Linked DNA regions of Mus musculus: all the other regions are linked to region 2. Evidence: chromatin loops called from intact Hi-C (ENCODE). Cell type or tissue: gastrocnemius. All regions are shown on one strand.

Region 1 (2,500 bases), 58 kb after region 2:
AATCACTTTTTGTACTCACATGTAGTAGATAATCTTTAAAGTATGTTGGTTGGAATAATGATCCATTAATTTACCATGTAAGATAGTATTTTTTTAATTTTTAGGATACTATTTTTTGAATTTTGTATATGCTGCAATTTTTATGTTTAGTTTTTTGTTTTTTTGAATTTGTTGTTGCTTTTTTAGATAGGGTCTTCTATGTAGGCCGTGTTGGCCTGGCCTGAGCTCCCTTGCGTAGGCTGGTCTGATAGCTTATGTAGTACACAATGCAGGCTTGTCTTATACCATGTGATAGTCATATTCTTTCTCTCTCTCTCTCTCCCTTCTCCCCATCTTCCCCCACCCCCTTCTCTCTCTGTCTGCCAGGGTAGTGGGTGTTGGGTTTTTGTTGTTTTTGTTTTTGTTTTGCCTTTTTGGAGACAATTTTTCTTTGTAGTTCTAGCTGTTCTGGAACTCTGTTCTGTAGATCAGGCTGGCCCTGAATTCAAAGATCCTCCTGCCTCTGCCTCTGAGTGCTGGGATTAACGGTGTGCTCGCATGTGCAATTCTCTTGCTTCCCAAGTGCTGGGGTTAAAAGTAAATGCCACTGTGTCCCAGCTGTCCACCCTTTAATTTTGGGTTACGACCTTTACAACCAGTTGTGAATAACCATTGTTTTATTCAACCCTGCTCTTTGATGGACACTGGTTTCTTTCCAGTGGTTTTGTTTTGTAGTTGTGAAATTTTCCTTTGATTAAACAATAGTGCATAAATTTGCTTTTGTGCTATGGAATGAAGTTTTCAGTGAATATATAATTTTTATAGGTGTGACCCTAGAACATTTGAGTTGCATTAGTCAAGTGTACTAGTTTCCCCAGACCAGCAAGTGTGTCGTTAGACAGCCTTTATGAATTATATGTGTGTGAGAAAAGCATTTAGCTTGCATTTTGGTGTATCTTTCCAGTAAATGTCTGAAGTGAGAAAATGAATTTATTCTTTAGGAACAAGGAAGTAATCCTTTGTCAGGTGGATTGTTGCTTTCTTATCCTGCTTGAAATACAAGTATTAGGGGCTGGTGAGATGGCTCAACGGGTAAGAGCACTGTCTGCTCTCCCGAAGGTCCTGAGTTCATATCACAGCAACCACATGGTGGCTCACAACCACCCGTGATGAGATCTGACGCCCTCTTCTGGTGGTTCTGAAGACAGCTACAGTGTACTTATTTATAATAATAAATAAATCTTTTTTAAAAAAAGAAAAGAAAAGAAATACAAGTATTAAAGTGCTCTGACTTTGTTTTTCATTAAAGATGGTGATACCAGTGCAACTGAAAGTGGTGATGAAGTTCCTGTGGAATTATATACTGCATTTCAGCATACTCCAACTTCAATCACTTTAACTGCTTCCAGAGTTCCCAAGGTTACTGATAAAAGAAGGAAAAAAAGTGGGGAGAAAGAACAAAACTTTTCAAAATGTAAAAAAGTACGTTTTTGCCTTTTTATTTCAGATGAGTAGATAAGAGCTAAATGAGGAAGCTGAGTTACAGGCAAGCCATGACTACAGGGAGGCCGGGGAGAGCAGCTAAATGTATGAAAAGATGTAGCACATTTGTATTTTAAAATGTTAAGCAATCCCATGTAAAAATTGCAATGCATTTAAAGACAGGCATGGACTACAGGAGACATTGCTCACTGCTTTGGAATCAGTGCTCTAGCAGGTGAATGGCACACACTATAAGTGCTTAAGTGAGGCAGAGCAGATTGAGACCAGAAAGAACAGCGTATATTTAATAATTTACTAGGTAAGGAAGCGTAGGATGATTACTTAGAACTGTTTGTAACTTTGAATAATATTCACTTTTAATAAAGGCTTCCTAGTTACTGAATTTCTTATTTTTCTTTTAGATTTTATTTGATATAGGATCCCAAAGATCTAATGGCAGGCAACAGTTTATAGACTATGTTTCCTTAATTTGTTAATAACAAATTCTCAATGATGGCAAGTGAAGAGTTCTATCAGATTGTAAAGTGAAGGCATTTTATCAAGTATTTTTTCTATGTTTTGATAGAGAAAAATACACCATTAATAAATTATTAGTGTCATGTAAACATCATTAGGTTACAGTTGCCTACAGGAACATAACCTATAGGGTTTTAGTCGGGATCTATGCCGTGTGTAGCATAGGTGTGTGGGTTAGACAAGATCTCATAAACCTGTGTATGTATACTCTGTAATCATGCCATAAGGACAAAAGAGCTTAGTAATGCAGCTCTAATAACGTGTCCTTGTTACTTAATGTGAAAATATTTTTCCCATAGGTAAAAAGACTTTTCATATTGAGTCTATTATTACTGAAGAATCGAAGTATATTTATCAGTCTAGACAGTCGGCTCCTCCTACACTCACCAACAGTTTGTCTCCACATCCCAACCACACTGTGTAGTTCACCTTTAAAACAATCTTGCGTCTTGTTTTCTTGTACACTGAGCTGACAGGAGTGTTGCTTGTCTCCAGCAAATAC
Region 2 (2,500 bases):
TCAGAAGTCTGACTGCCACTTAAGAGAGCCACTAGGAGTTTTGTGTGGAAAATGGGATCGTACTTTGCATCTTACTGATCAGAGCTGTGAAGGTTAAGTCATGAATATAAAAATGCTTAGTACAATGTCCTGACATTAACTAGGGCTCAATTAAAGGTTAACCAGTTCACAAGAAAACAAATTTGGCCTATCACTAAGGAAACAGAAGGGAATTTGAGACAACAGTCACATGTCTAACACATGGCACACAGGAATAATGGGCCTAGGGACACTTGGTCAAAGACTCTGGTCATTCACAGGTCATAATCACCCAGTGCTTTCCTGAAGTACATGGGTTCCTGGGGAGTGGGGCTGAGGAGGTAAAGTCTAAGTACCAAAGTCCTTGACTACCAATGCAAGATAAGGCTACAAACAAGAAATCTTTGGGGCTATTTCATGTACCTGGCTCGATTTAAGTACTATCTACCACTCTTTGTCTTGTTTTCTAAAGTCTACCATACAGTCAACTCTAACATGGAAAGGTCAAATTTAGATGCTGAGCACATGCAGTTTATCTAAGTGCTGTGACAGATGCAAAGAAAACCAACATGCTCCCAGGCTGCAGAAATGGTATGACTATCTCATTAAGCAGCAGCTTGTGGCATGGCTCTGCAGCTAAAGGCACTCTGTCTGCAAGCCTGGTGACCCGAGTTTGATCCCCAGAATTCACAGTAGGTTGGAGAGCAGATTCCAAACTTGTCCTCTGCCCCTTTCCAACTTAATAACGATGGTCCTAGAGAAATTAGAGTTATATCTAGGAATTATTCTTTCCCATTGAACATTGCTCTCATTCTCTCAACTAGCAGAATTAGAACACCTGCTTCTTTACCTTTATTAATATTGGCTATATCAGGCCTCAAGTATCTTATTACACTCAAGACCTTAGATTTGCAATATATAGAACTAGGCTCCTCCTACATTACTAGGCTCCTCCTACATTACTAGGCTCCTACTGTGTCAGGTGCCCACATTACAGCTCCTTTAGCTTTAGATGATCCCAAGCTGGCACTTCTATCTATCATCACTTTACACTAGGAACCTGAAACCTAGAAATACTGAGGAGCTACAGCGCAAAGGCCACAGCCTAGGTCATCTCTTGGCCAAGTGCAAACTATTGTAGCAGGAAAGGGTCTCTTTGGATGCAATGGAAAGCAAAACGAATTACACTGCGGTGGTAAACAATTTAATCTCTTTTAGCTAAAGATAAACTATGCTTTTATAAAGTAACCCACTAGAGGGCGCTAAATACACAAACTGCGACCAGGGCTTTGCAAATGTCAAGTCTCACACTGGTACAAGATATATAATCAGCTATGGCTTCAAGCCAAAAAGGCTCTCCTCAGAAGAAGCATGATGCATTTTATGATAAGGTGTTGTGTACCCTTGTCCCTCCAACTAAGGAAGAGAAGAACAACAAAAGACCTCAAGCCCCCCAAAGCTTGAAGCTGTATGTCGAGCAATTAATAATCTGTTTCTACTTGATACTGACTGCTGTACAAGGTGCCTTTCACTTAGGCGTTTTCTTTGCTGCATAGTGACAGAGAAAGTGCAAGTAACTTAGGTGGGAACAACTAGATTATCCAGTTAAGTTCACACCACAGTCTCTGTATTCAGGGTGTGGCACTGGGAATGAATGCACACAGTTTCAGCTCACACCTCGGTCTCAGTATTCAGGGTGTGGCTTGGGGGAATGAATGTGCGCAGTTTCAGCTCACACCACGGGTCTCGGTATTCAGGGGGTGGTGCTGGGGAACGCACATACTTTACTACTGAGCCCTAAGGTCAAATCCTAGGAACTAAATAGAGACACCATTTCTTTTAAATTTTATTTTAGACAAGTAAAATTCGTACATATTTTTAAAAACAGAAACAAACATTCATATTTAATTGAAATCTAGAGAAAATATCTTCTACCCAGAATGCCTGATTTCTGAATATTTTTATTTTTTGATTTATTGACGTGCCACCTTTTCTTTCCTCAACAGAATACTCATTTTATGCAAGCAACCAGATTTACAAAATATATTTTATTATTCTCCACTGTCACACATTTTCACTGAACATTTAAGGTCACAAATAGACAGGCAAGGTGATCCAGCACCCTGACAGCTGCAGGGCACTAACACCTTAGTAAGTGCACACAAATACATACTGAGGTTTTTTTTTTTTAAAGCAAAATTAGGATTATCTTGTAAATATCACTTCAAGGCCTACGATAGCCATCTTTCCACATCAGCATTTTTAAATGATTGTCCGTGCAGCGTTGCCAGGCGAGTAGTACTGAGCCACAACTCTCCTCGCCTGTTTCATTTTGGTTTGTATTTTTACTGTTAACATAGCTTACATAAATAGTACATCTTAAGTCTGTACTAGATTGACCTTTCTATTATTTGCAAGTATACTCTACTGTGTGGCTTCCTCCCCATCAACAAGGCTTTAAACAAGAGGGCTCTTCTAATCC
Region 3 (2,500 bases), 75 kb after region 2:
AATTGTAATACTAAGAAATAATGTACTAAGATATATCACAAGAATAGTGAACCAGGGTGGTCGGTCACATGGGATACTTCCACATACTCTGGTTAACATCTAAAGCAGTTATCAAATCCAGCTCTGAATTGGAATCTGTCAGTTTCCCAGCTCACAGATAATGAAGTAGCTTTGGGCTCAGGATAAAGCCATGGCTTGTGTCACAGTTCTAAACTATAGCCATTACAAGCTATAAGTAGTCTTATAAGGGGTTAATTACGATACCCATTATCTCTTATCAACAGCTCCAGTTCCCTATAAACTCAAGTTAACATATTTTTCAGATAGATCAGTAAAATGGTTGCTTCTTTACACATGACCATGTATCAAGGATTGCATTAGATACAGTGATGACTAGAAAACCTGGGAGAGGGGGGTGGTGGTAAGATGATTCAGTGGTTAAGAGCAGTGGCTGCTCTTCAGAGGTCCTGAGTTCAATTCCCAGCAGCTATATACAAGGAATATGATGCCTTCTTCTGGCTCAGATGTGCATCAGAGCACACATACATTAAACACAATTAAAAATAAATAAAATCTAGGCATGGTGGCACCAATACTCAGGAGAAAGAGGGATACTGATTTCAGAGTTTATGGCCAGATTAGGTCTACATAGTGAGTTCTAAGACAACCAGGACTACATAGACTACATGTCTTTAAAAAAAACAAACAAACAAACAAAACAAAACAAAACAAAAACCTGCTAATTTTTAAAATTTGAGTAAGCAATCATTTATCCTTAAACATCTACATACTTTAAGATGAATCTCAGCTAGAGGAATTATTAGGAATTTGGTGCTTTCAACTTTATTGCTATATGATAAACACATGTAGAAATGTAAAATTTGTGCTTTGTTATCAGCAGTTAATTGGAAAGATGGATAAATTAGCAGTCAGGAAACTCATAATTTATGCAAAGGCCCTAACTTTGAGTCACCTACATACATGTACATTTTTTGTTCCATCAACAGAAGGCAATATGCCATTTTTTTGATGGGGGAGTACTAGCTAAAGACTATGAAGGAGTGTTTGGTTTAATCAACATGTAGTTATTACACTGTTTTCAAGGGAGTTTAGCCTACAAAACAAAGAATTATTTTTGTGAAATCCAGATTTCTAAATGGTGCATTTTAGAAAAATTTAATATACAGAGACAGGTTTTTATGGAGGTCATGTTTTAAAGGTAAAAGTAGAAACAAAAAAATTGAGAATTTGGCTTTATAATTTCCAGTTCTGGGGGCTGCTCTTCCAGAGGTCTTGGGTCAGCTCTCAGCAACCACATAGTGGCTCACAGCCCTCTGAGATAATGATCTGATGCCCTCTTCTGGCGTGCAGGCGTATAGGCAGATAGAGCACTCATATACATGAAAGAAATCTTCTTTAAAAATTCCAGTTCTGGTGAGAACAAGTAAAACCTTTAATGTTTTGAATACCCATTCTAGATTTTAAGAACACAGAATGTATGAACAAGTAATCTTACCTCTGTGGCCCTGAGTTTCCTGTGTGTAAAATCAAAAGGGTGAAAATTAGAAACTCCTTACAAAGCAATCCTAGCTACACTGCATTAACATCTTTTGTTCCCTACTGAATATGTTTTCTACAAACACAGGAAAGAGTAAGAACAGTTATCTATCAATGCTTAAATCTCTTCCAGTAATTACTGGAACTAAAGCTGACACTCCAGTGTTGCGAAGTGTATGGCAGCCAGATCTTGAGTTTCTGATCTTTCTTTCTTTCTTCCCCACATCGATGACAATGAAGGAGGAAAGACAAATGGATCTGAGCCTCAGGACCTGGTTCTTTCATTTGGAGAACTGGACAGTTGATGGACCTGCTTCCTGGTTCTGGTTGAGAGCTGAAGCATTGCCAGGCCCTCTGCTCAAGGCTCTGGGTCTTGTTCTTAATATTCTCTACCCAAGAGTGTCAGTGTAAGGAAGGAGGAGCAGAAGGTAGCGGAGTGCCTTACGAGACTTGGAATGGAGGGCAAAAGGGTGAAAGAAATGACAGCTACTGGTTTTGTTTTTGGAATGCCTGCCACTTTCTAAAAGCCTCATGTTTTCTATTTGAACTCAGTGACAGTCTTAAGTGTTTAAGTATTGTATGCTTTTACACTCCTAAGAAGGTGACAGAGCTGTTTACTAAAAATTACTGGTAGGATCATGGTTTGAACCTAAGACTATATGCCTGACTCCTTAAGTGCATATATATTTTTTCATTTCAACATATTTTTTCCTTAGGAATTTTCAGTCTTTGTTTTTAAAAAAGGCAAATTTGTGTATTGAAATCTTTGGTTTCGTAAAAGAAAATAAGTTCTATTTTTGTTGTTGTTTTTTTTTTTTTCTTTTTTTCTGGCTGTTTTGTTTTGCTGTATCGTCCTTTCTTGGCATACACTAAGATCGGCTCACTGAGATGAAGTGTGGGGTTCACACATGCTGAGTGGCTGTAATCTGTTCCCATACCTACC

The links. Hi-C counts contacts between places; a loop is a spot of excess contacts. Peaks named below come from ENCODE experiments on the same cell type or tissue, not always from the same donor. Only the 100,000 strongest peaks of a DNase experiment are listed, where the experiment ranks them.
Region 1: it touches region 2 in a loop (2.6-fold over the local background); 13 of 42 quality-filtered maps call a loop at or near these places.
Region 3: it touches region 2 in a loop (5-fold over the local background); 9 of 42 quality-filtered maps call a loop at or near these places.

What each region holds. Positions count from the first base shown.
Region 1 is chr5:23,472,193-23,474,692 of GRCm38, forward strand. Kmt2e (lysine (K)-specific methyltransferase 2E) reads left to right here. Exons shown (of 26, transcript NM_026984.2): 7 at 1,289-1,461. Among named protein-coding and RNA genes, the nearest start is that of Kmt2e, 39 kb to the left of the region's middle. In gastrocnemius, a CTCF peak has its summit at 1,168 (motif pointing left); no DNase peak of the experiment used is centred here.
Region 2 is chr5:23,414,683-23,417,182 of GRCm38, forward strand. All of the region lies in intron 1 of 5031425E22Rik (RIKEN cDNA 5031425E22 gene), which reads right to left. Among named protein-coding and RNA genes, the nearest start is that of 5031425E22Rik, 17 kb to the right of the region's middle. In gastrocnemius, a CTCF peak has its summit at 1,272 (motif pointing right); a DNase peak (open chromatin) is centred at 1,305; H3K4me3 peaks cover 2,500 bases; H3K27ac peaks cover 2,500 bases.
Region 3 is chr5:23,489,650-23,492,149 of GRCm38, forward strand. All of the region lies in intron 14 of Kmt2e (lysine (K)-specific methyltransferase 2E), which reads left to right. Among named protein-coding and RNA genes, the nearest start is that of Kmt2e, 56 kb to the left of the region's middle. In gastrocnemius, a CTCF peak has its summit at 1,359 (motif pointing left); a DNase peak (open chromatin) is centred at 1,341.